Linked DNA regions of Mus musculus: regions 1 and 2 are each linked to region 3. The links are chromatin loops, found by intact Hi-C in ENCODE. Cell type or tissue: left cerebral cortex. All regions are shown on one strand. Each heading gives the region's core, and the rest is flanking DNA. Links, peaks and the distances in the headings are about the cores only.

Region 1 (3,337 bases), core at 437-2,936, 170 kb after region 3:
GAGGCGGCTGCCAGGACCAGCAGATCGCCGCTGCAGCCAAATGGATTCTATTTTTTTTTTCATTTTGTTGATTCTCAGAAGCAGAAAGCATCACTTTAAAAGTTTGTTTGTTCATGCAAACAATATTTGCATTCTTACATTAGTTAAGCTAAGCAGCAAAAAGAAACACACACACATACAGACACACAAAGACACACACAGACACATACACACACACACACACATTCAGCCTATGTCACTAATCGTCTGTTTCTTTAACATAACAGCATCTTCTCCACGTGGGTGGCACATGGTTTGGAGACGGTGGGGGAAACAATCAGGGTTTCAGGCTGAGGAGGACTTGCTCAGGCCAATTCCAAATATTGTGCTCGTTCAATGCGTAGAAATGACTTGCATGATGGCATGCTGTGTTCAGAAGTCATGCATGAGGTCCATACACCAACAGACACTAGCAATCCTGTCCCTCGCATTGGCTCAGCCTTCGGACAGGACCCAGCCCTGCACTGTTCACTGTATTTGGAGAAATGGTAAGAGTTCCATACCGGCTGCAATCCTCTCAGTGTACAAGTCTTTCATACACCTCTGGGTAGGGAGACATAATTAACCAATTGACCACTACCAACAAAAACAACCCAACCAAACAAGCAGATGGATCCGCTGCATATACATGTTTGACAGACATCTCTGACATACAGCCATTGTCGTACATTTTGCTGCTCTGTCCAATACATGGGGAGACTCTGGCCCCGAATGGCTTGTACTATTAATGTCACTGTAAAACCAAATCCTAGGGCTAAAAAAAAAAAAAAAAAGAAAAAAGAAAAAAAAAAGAAAAATACTAATAGAAAAAAGAGTTCATTTGTATCTTGCAATATCCTGTTGATTGTTTAGCCTTCATCCTGGAGAACTGACCCTGGGGTAGAGATAAAAGTGCTATGTATTGTAGCATGTTACCTCTAGGGGGCCTTTGGGGGGCTTACAGAAACCTTGTGGGGGGTTTGGGGTGCTTATTGCATTCAGTGTCATGTCTGTCTGCTTTTCTCCAGGCTCAGGTAGATACGGAAAGGGGTTCAGATATTCTGAACTGCCCTGTCCTGCAGAGGGGTTGTCACAAGCTCCTGGCTGCACGGTTCTTCCTGCTTCTGCCATATCCCTCCAGCCAGCAGGGCTCCCCTTCCCAGCCGCTCAGGGCTGGCAAGGACAGCAGTGTTGGCTGAGATAAGGCTGTAGGCTCTTCCATTTGTAGAATAACGCTCTCTAACAGGACCTGATGGAAAGATGGAGCTGCCTCTGGACAGAGCCCACTTGGTCTTGTTTCTACGACGGCTTTTGTGAGAAAGGGACTCAGTAGTCATTCTTTAGGGTGTCACAGCTTCCCCTGGCCTTTCCTTTCAGCTCACCTTGCTTTCTGCTTAGTGGCCTGCCCACTGTTGTTGGGGGATGGCTTCTAGAGGGGCGTCATATCTTCCATTCCATCCCCCACTTTATAGAAGACAGTTCTTAGTCCAGGGTGTCTCAGCTGACCACAAGGTCTCAAAGCCAAGATGCTGCACTCGAATGCCAGAAAGTCTCTCTGAACCAAATCAACACAAACTCTCCCTGAGCATAGTATGGAGGGAATCGAGTGGCCCATCAGTAGACACATCAGATGCACCAGTCCGCCTTGCAGTAGAAGCACTTTGGATGTAATCTCACAGTCCACCTGACTAGTTTTGCATAGAACAAACCACAGCCAGTCAGTGAGCAGAGCTTTCTATCTTCTTGGACCGGTAGACACTGTCCAACTCTCCCAGCTCAGAGAGTGTGTCCGTGTCACCACAGCTAGGACAATTCTAGAGCGCCACCTGCAGGCAACATCGCAAACAGCACAAAACAGGAGCTGACCTGTGGTTATTCTTTTTAAGAGAATTATAAATACTGTAATATATAATTTTATTTTATTGGCATGCCTTTTTGTAAATACAAATTACTAACTTATTAAATAGGAAATGGCTTCTGGCTTACGCCATTGTCATGGTTATTTTTATTTTTTATACTTTCCTTTCTTCTTAGAATTTAGAAGCTGTCAGCCAATGTATACCCCTAACCAGACAGACAGACAAAAAATTTTTTATTGCTAATGGTATTTTCCAAAACAACAAAATATATATATATTTTTGTTCCAATGTGCAATAAATTCTAACCACTTCTATGCAAGATTTGGCTAAACTCAATCATTGTTCTTAGATCTTGAGATGGGCAACAGCTATTTGATCCTGCTAGGAACACCAAGCGCCATGCTAGTAATGTTCAGCGATTAGATCTGACCCTCCTACCCCAGCTCCTGACCCAGCCCAGCAGGCTGTGCCTCAGTTTCTCACACCCTCCAACAGCCTCGCAGGGAAGAAGCCACCTCCGAGTCTGCTTGCTCTAACTTTCACTCTGATCAGACCTCTCCCAGCAATGCCCCTCACCTTCCATCTGTCCACCCAGCCACTCTCTGCCCGCCTCGCTCTCTCTGTCCCACTCCATGATCCTTTCTTGTGAACCACACCATCACCAGCAGTTCACACCCGCAGTTAACAGGCATCGAACCTTAAAGAATCAGCTACGGCAGGTTTTGGTTGGTTTGGTTTTGTTTTGCGTCCTCATTGCGTGAGCAAGTGGCAGGGCTTTGCCAAATATTCATGAAGCCTGTCAAAGAGCGGCAGCAGCCAGTACCACTGCACATATATATATAGATATATAAATATAATATAAATATTTATTTTTTGTAGCCGGGTCCTTGGTGCAGTATTTATATTCCACGATCCTCCTTTAAAAATAATAATAATAATAATAAAAAGGACAAAAAAGCAAAAAGTCATGTGATGCTGTTCATTTAAAACGCAGAGCCAAAGCCCCTGAGCAGTAGTCGCCATGACTACTGGTTGTGTGAAAACACTCCCTTCTTCCTTAACTTCCCTGTGGCTTAGGGTGAGAGGCTGGGAGTCACAGGGCAGAGGGTGGGAGCAGGAAAGCCGAGTCTGAGTGATCTGCTCTCACCATCTGGAAATGAGCCACTTGGGCATCTGAAGCTGCGCACAGAGAGACAAGCTCCCCCTCAGGGCCCCTGAAGCGACATAGAGTGCCCAAAGGGCTTCTCTCATCACCACAACCCACGTAAACTGTAAGAGACCCATAGTGTGCTAGTGAGTGCATGGAGCCTGATGCTGCCCTAAACGATACCTGATCTTTAGAAAAGTAAATCACTATTAGCCAAAAGGAAACAAAATTTACAAAACAAACAAACAAACAAAAAATACGGCCCTTTTTAACCACACAAGGGAAGCCCGTCTTGCTGTGTGTCTGTTTGACT
Region 2 (3,337 bases), core at 437-2,936, 91 kb after region 3:
ATGCTTCCCCCTGAGAAGAATTCTCTGGAATGGCCCTTTGGTCCTGAGGCAGACGTCTCGGACCTTGCTTGCCGGGCATGCGGCTCTCATTCCATCCATGCGTTTGAAATAAAAAATAAAAAAAGCACATGCTTATAAACCCTTAGGCCCTCACAGCACCCGAGGAGAGGTGTACCGGGGTGGGCTGTGCCTCTGTATGTGGACCACTCGAATCATGGCCTCATGGAATTACAGTGTCTTTAATATCCACCCCCATTCCACTGCTTGTGATTTCAGACTTCCCGTAGCATGTTCTGCCAACAGCATGTTATCCAAAGACTTGTACTTTTACTGGTGTTATACGAATGTAATCATTTTAGTCAAGGAGCAACTTGCCCAGTTAACTAGTCAGGTCAGACTAGTTAAAGTGGAGAAGGCTTGGAAGTCAGTGAGACAGATTTTAAGTTACCGTCTCCCATATTTTGCAAGTGTCTGCTTCGGTAGAGTGAGACCTGGTAGGTGTCTCCTGGGAGCAGACTCAGGGGTCTCAGGGGTCGCTCTCAAGTGCAAACCCCGGTGAGAGCGTATACAGGTGCTGATTTAAAGTCAAAGGTAAGCCGTAAACAAAAATCGGAGAAACTGGAAGGGACGAAAGGAAGAAGAGAGTGGGCGGAAGACTAGTTCAGTGACAATCTCCTAAAGATATTTGCCTTTTACTCTGACCTGGTCCAGCTAGCTCAGTGGTTCTAAATCTCTTGAGGGTTTTTGGTCCCCTAGAGACACAGATGAAATTTCACAGACACCCCATCCACCATCAGGTTAAGATTCTGTCATCTAAAATCATTGCATCCGGGGAAATAACCTTTCTAAGAACCAACCGGCCTTGAAATCTAGAAGGGAAGGTATGTTTGAGGTTAAGACTGACAGCAACGAGGCAGAGACAAAGGCATGTTGATGCCGTCTGGGCTTTAGCTAGGGTCGAGGAGAGAAAGGGAGACTCCTTAGAGTCCCGCTGTCCCCTGGGTTCTATGGAAACAGGGTGCTGAGCAAGCACCATCGCCTGATCTTGTAGGCCCTCCTCTTGTGGCTGATTACAGAAACCGTTCTTTTATCCTCTATTCAACATCACGCCAGTGTCCTAGGTGAGGGGGTGGGGGTGGGGACACAGAGATCTGAGGTGTGAGGAGAGGAACCACAAGGGTGGTAACCCCCAGGCAGGCCTTCATCTGCAGCAGCTGGACCACCATGTCTCTCCTTTCCCTTTCCCCTTGGTCTCTCTGCTCCTCTGGCCCCTTTAACACGATTCCATGTTCCTGCTCATCTCCCCAGCACACCCTGCGAGGCATCTGTCTCTTTATGTTCTTGTGATCTCAAAACTTCTCTTCCAGAATTAAATCGGAAAGCTGTGTTCTGTTCACTAACTGGGGCAGCAGATGCTCTCCCCAGCCTGGCTCATCACTGCTGTTCTTGTCTCTGCTGTAGGGTTAACTTTCAAGCCGGGAATTTCTGCAAAGTAATTCCTGTCAGGTTACTTAATACTCTGTAGCGTGTGTGCATGCGTGTGCATGTGTAAATATGTAGTGTCTATAGCATAGGGCCTGGTCCACAGCAGTGCTGCATAAATGCTTGTACTAGAAGCACTTACCGTAAAAGCCCAATAAAAGGTCTATGTCCAAGCTTCACGGTCTGAGGTAGATTCTCGGATTACTATTCCCATAAGTGACCCCTCCCCACGCCCCCCCCCCCCCCGAGTCGAGCTTTGGGAAGCTAACTGTGATGAAAAACTAACTTTAACTATAGTAAAGCTAGCAGTCCTGTCAGTGACAAAGCTTTTTCTCGCTGTTAAGCATTTCTGAGGGAAACCCAGGTGTTGGCATCTTCTGTAGAATTCGGAACTTGTCTGTCATTCCCTGGAGGGCTGATGTCCTGTTCCTGTAAGCTATCCATGTTTCCTTCCAAGGTGGGGCCACCTTGTGTACATCAGTGGATCAGCAGCTATCTCTTGCTTAAAAAAAAAAAAAAAAAAAAAAAAGTCAAAGTTACTTTGCTCCCAGGTTGCAGAGCTGGGACACAGTAGCTCTCAGTAAACACTAAAGTCATGTACACAACCACGTCAGAAGGATTTTCCGCTCTCCCCCTTCTCCCATTAGCCATTTGGATCTTAGGCTTTTCCTGAAGCGGTTAGGGCTATGAAAGGAAGCCTGGGCATATCGGTCACTTTTCAGGCTTTCGTGACAGACTGTCTGATGAAAGCAACCGAAGGAGGGAGGGTTCGTGTTGCATAGAGAAGTGCAGTCCATCATGTGAGCAGGTATGGCGGCAGGAACATGGGGCCACTGGTCACACGGGTACACAGCTAGCGCGATGCTCCCTGATGCTCGATGCTTGCCACGCCGCTGGCCTTTGTGTTTAGTGCAGGACCCTAGCTCGTGGAATGGCCACACCCAACCCTGAGGGTAGACTTTCTGCACCTCATTGAAACCTGCATGGACACCCTCTCGGACACGCCCCAGAAGCTTGTCTCTTAGCAATTCCAAACCCTGTCAAGTTGACAGTCCAGATTAGCTGCTTCAGAGGGTAACCAGGAGTTGACACAACACGGAGCCTGTAAGATCTCGTGGCAATCTCTGCAGCTCAGCTCTCATGTGAGAAATGCTTGCCGAGAGCCTTCACCCCATCTTGTCCTGGTTAGCGTTTTGCTTTTGTTTTTGTTTTTTTCAGTTTTACATCTTGGTAGTTGTTTTGAATGTGTCAGGTCAGCCAGGATTCTATTAGTACACGCCAACCTTTTGTATAAGAAGTCTTTCCCCAAGAACCTCCGTGGCACTTACAAAAGACCAATCTCACATTCTGACCCTACTTATTTGATGGCTCAAGATTGGGCAGACAGGCCACTTGTGGCTTCTTCTTTGCTTCGAAGGCATCATCTTGGAGAACGGTGCATACCTCTGTGCTGAGAGAGCCATTGTTTTGGGGGCAGAATTGGTGAGGTTCCCCCTGACATGGAGCTATTCTGCTGGGAAGTTCACATCTTTCTTTCTTAATTTTGTTTTGTTGTTGTTTTTGAGACAGGGTTTCTCTGTGTAGCCCTGGCTGTCCTGGAACTCACTTTGTAGACCAGGCTGGCCTCGAACTCAGAAATCCGCCTGCCTCTGCCTCCCAAGTGCTGGGATTAAAGGTGTGGGCCACCACTGCTCTCGCTTTTTATTCAGTGGCGGCCAGGGCAGAAAGTGATCATCTGTTGACTCCATCGGAAGTGTCACCTAACACCTGCCCTGATCTCAGGAGTTCTCCTGGAGAGGACCCTTCCTTCACCTTGGTCAGACCTGGAGCGAGGGAGAACTGCAGCTCTGGGTGC
Region 3 (3,337 bases), core at 331-2,830:
ATTGGACTTTGCAAAACTTAAGAGTTTTATCAAGAGACAAAAAAATATAAATCCACACTAGGAAACAACATTTGCCAACCATGTGACTTAGAAGATGTATATCTGTAAGAAATATGAATAGTTCAAGTTTCAATAAGCAAACACCCTCTAAAGTATGAAAGACCCAAATAGACAACTTCAACCAGCAGGATTTACTGAGCCAAGACATTTAACACATTTAGTCATTAGTGAAACAGAAGCTAAAACCGCAGTGGAATAATTCATCACACTATTAGAACGGCTAAAATTAAAAAGCCTGGTCATGCCAGATGCTGACGAGGATGTGGGGCACTGATGCCCTACTGTGCTGTGGGCTGATGACCTACTGTGCTGTGGGCTGGAACTGAAATGGCAGAAGCGCTTTGAACAGCAGCTCAGAACCTCCTTTCTTTTTGTTGTTATTTTAGCTTTGAAACATGGGGACCTCCAGCCTGAAACTTGCTATGTTCCCGAGAATGACCTTCTCTGGGTTACGTGGGTTACGTGGCTGGTGTCGGAGAGGCCCCCCAGGGCTTTGAGCATGTGGGCAAGCACGCTACCAATAGAGCACACCTGCAGTCCCTGAATTTTCTTAATTTTGTTAAGTTACCTAAAAGAATCCAGACATTTCCTTCCTAGATATTTATACCCAGAGAGATAAGAGAATGTCTTCATACAAAGATGCATTCATAGCAGATTAATCTGTAACGAGCAAAAACCTGGCGCTAGTTCAAATGTCATCAATAAGCAGTTTAAAATTTGGTATGCCCCTTCATAATGATTATTACCCAGTGGCAAGAAGAAATGAATACCTCGCGGCAGCATAAAAAAAAAAAAACTCAAAATAATCATGCTGAGAGAAGTGTCCTATACCCCTCCCCCCCAAAAAAAAGGTTCATACTGTATGATCCTATTAACTCTGGAAAATGCAAACCAATGTACAGTAATAGAAGATTAGCGGTTGCCTGGGGGAGGCTTGTGTGTGTGGGCAATGCAAAGCTGGATTGCAAAGAGGCACAAGGAAACTTTGGGCATGCCCATCACCTTAGTGTCGAGGAGTTCCTGCACGCACACACATGTCAAAATATATTCTAAACATGGCGCTTACCGTGAGCCAAATATATCTCGAGAAAGCTACTGTAAAATGCATGTAATGGACACATTATGCCACATCCCGTGCTGGGCTGTGTTAGAAAACTGTAAATGCACTTCCCCTTTAGTCTCTACAATAAAGCTATCAGCTTGGTGCCGCGATTGACTGTTCCCTTCTAGTGACAGAACACTGAGGTTTGGACAGGTTGTCACCCGCCACTGCTTAAAGAGGGTGCTGTTCAGTGTCAACTGAATTTGCGTTTCGAGAGACACCGCCAGGAGTCCTCCTCACCTTCACCGTGAAGCTCCTTAGGCATGTGGAAGCAGTTCAAAGGCTCATGCCAACTTCACAGATCTACCCACTGAGTTTGGAGAAGGTAAGGTGACCTCTAAGCTTCCAAACCCGAGGAAGCGTCTTTGCCACTCACGGCAGGCCCCTGTCGTAACACTAGCTTTCATTTGCTGTGCGTTGGATCAGTTGACCAAGGATCAAGTCAGATACTCCGACTGCGGTCGCACGGTGACCGGGCGTGCCCGGGAGCAAGGAGACTCTTGTCATTGACCAGGGCCGCAGAGCATCTATCGGGTGTCGACGCCGGTGCTCGTGGGGCCGGCGGGGGCGTCGCGGAGGCGGGCCCGGGGACGCTCCCAGGCGCTCGGGCGCGGCGCCCCCTGCCGGTCGGGCTCCGGCGCGCATCCAGTCCGGAGCGCCGGGACGCAGGCCGGGGAGCTGGGAGCGAAGAAGGCAGGCGAGCGGGCGAGCGGGCGGCCGGGCGCGCCCGGCAGGGTAGGTGCGGCGGGGCGGGCGCGGGGCGCGGGCGGCCGGGCGGCCGGGCGGCCGGGTAGGAGGACGGGCGGGCGCGGGGCGCGGGCGGGGGGCGCGCGCGGAGGGTCGCGCGGGGGCCCGGCGGCGGGGGCGCGCGGCGGCGCGCGCGGCGCGAGTCATCAATTATGCAAGGGCTCGCGCAGCGCGGGGGGCGGGCGCGGGGAGCGCTCCAAGATGGCGCCCACCGCAGTCCCGCCCGCCGCAGCCTCGGCGCCTCTGCAGTCCGGCCGCGCCTCCCGGGCCCCGCGCTAGGGCCGCCGCCGCCTCGCCCGCCGCCGCCGCCGCCGTAAGTTGCCCCGGAGCCCCCGGCCCGGCGCCGCTCCTCGGCCTGGGCTCCCCTCTCGCCCCGGGACCCTGGAGCGGGCTCGCCCCTCTCAGCCCGGGGCTTTGCCGCAGAGCGCACGGCGCGGCTCGCGGGCCGCGGGGCTCACGGGGCTCGCGTGGCCGCCGTGGAGCGGGGTTTATGCCCTTCGTGCTTTGCACGGGTGTTTGGAAGTCTTGCTTCCTTCTACGGTGTTTGCCGGGGTTCCTGAGGAGGATGGGGGACCACCAGCTCCCACCCCTGGACACCCTGCCCTCCAGGTTGCCTGGTCGTCCAGGGACGCGGGCTTGCCCCGGTGTCCCCTCGGCGCTGCAGCCGGCACCCAGCCCCCAGTGCCAGCCCGGCCGGGGCTCTCGGGCTGCTCTGCAGCCCCTCTTCTCTGCCCCCTCCCCCAGTCCTTACTGGATCCTCCCTCATTCGGCTCCACATTGCTAACAACTGCAGAAGCCGGGGGACTCATGGGCTCGTGGGGCAGTCAGGACACCTCCTGTCCTTCACTCCTTTACTTGGATGTATCATTCCCCCTCTCGCCAGGGTGCTCAGGGATTGTGTTGGAGCCCCTCGCGACCTTCCTTAGCAGGTTAGGATTCCTGCATCAGAGTACATCACTTTCAGAATATCCCCCTTCCCCCACCCCACCCCTACGCCACCCTATGCAGAGCTCGTTCCTCTCCTCGCTCCCTTCCCTCCCCCACCTTACCACGGGCAGCAGCACCCTGGGCTTCTTGTTAGCGTTGGGATACAGAACTGTTTGCCCAGATCCATAGCTTGGATCCTTCCTCTCTGCTTCACCCTTGGTACCCTGGGGACCGCAAAACCTCTGCATTTCTCCGGGGAGCACCGCTCTGTCCTCTCCATTGCCCGCAGCAACCACCGGTGGAGACTTGGCAGTTAACTTTCCGGGCGGTAGTGGGGGCTGTCAGACCCCTTCAGCGTCCCCTAGGTTCGAGTTAGGTTGGAGTGGGAGTTATTTTTCAGCCCAATAAGCAGGAATTCTCCAAACCATGCATTCCTTCCAACTACTCCACCCTGTGCCCTCTCCCTCACTTACACTGCAGTTTTTGAAGCACCGGGGGAAT

The links. A loop is a pair of places that touch in the nucleus more often than their neighbours do. Peaks named below come from ENCODE experiments on the same cell type or tissue, not always from the same donor. Only the 100,000 strongest peaks of a DNase experiment are listed, where the experiment ranks them.
Region 1: a loop joins it to region 3, with 4 times the contacts of the local background. A loop is called at or near these places in 3 of 42 quality-filtered maps.
Region 2: a loop joins it to region 3, with 3 times the contacts of the local background. A loop is called at or near these places in 6 of 42 quality-filtered maps.

What each region holds. Positions count from the first base shown.
Region 1 is chr15:101,040,980-101,044,316 of GRCm38, forward strand. Scn8a (sodium channel, voltage-gated, type VIII, alpha) reads left to right here. Exons shown (of 26, transcript NM_011323.3): 26 at 1-3,337. Among named protein-coding and RNA genes, the nearest start is that of Fignl2, 12 kb to the right of the region's middle. In left cerebral cortex, for the core only: CTCF peaks have their summits at 1,059 and 1,863 (motif pointing left); a DNase peak (open chromatin) is centred at 1,833.
Region 2 is chr15:100,959,811-100,963,147 of GRCm38, forward strand. The region is part of intron 5 of Scn8a (sodium channel, voltage-gated, type VIII, alpha); the gene reads left to right. Among named protein-coding and RNA genes, the nearest start is that of Scn8a, 25 kb to the left of the region's middle. In left cerebral cortex, for the core only: a CTCF peak has its summit at 1,947 (motif pointing left); DNase peaks (open chromatin) are centred at 1,386 and 1,918; H3K27ac peaks cover 1,731 bases.
Region 3 is chr15:100,868,847-100,872,183 of GRCm38, forward strand. It overlaps a transcript of Scn8a not described here. Among named protein-coding and RNA genes, the nearest start is that of Gm35569, 37 kb to the left of the region's middle. In left cerebral cortex, for the core only: a CTCF peak has its summit at 1,779 (motif pointing left); DNase peaks (open chromatin) are centred at 1,155, 1,637, 2,095, 2,364 and 1 more place; H3K4me3 peaks cover 2,007 bases; H3K27ac peaks cover 1,466 bases.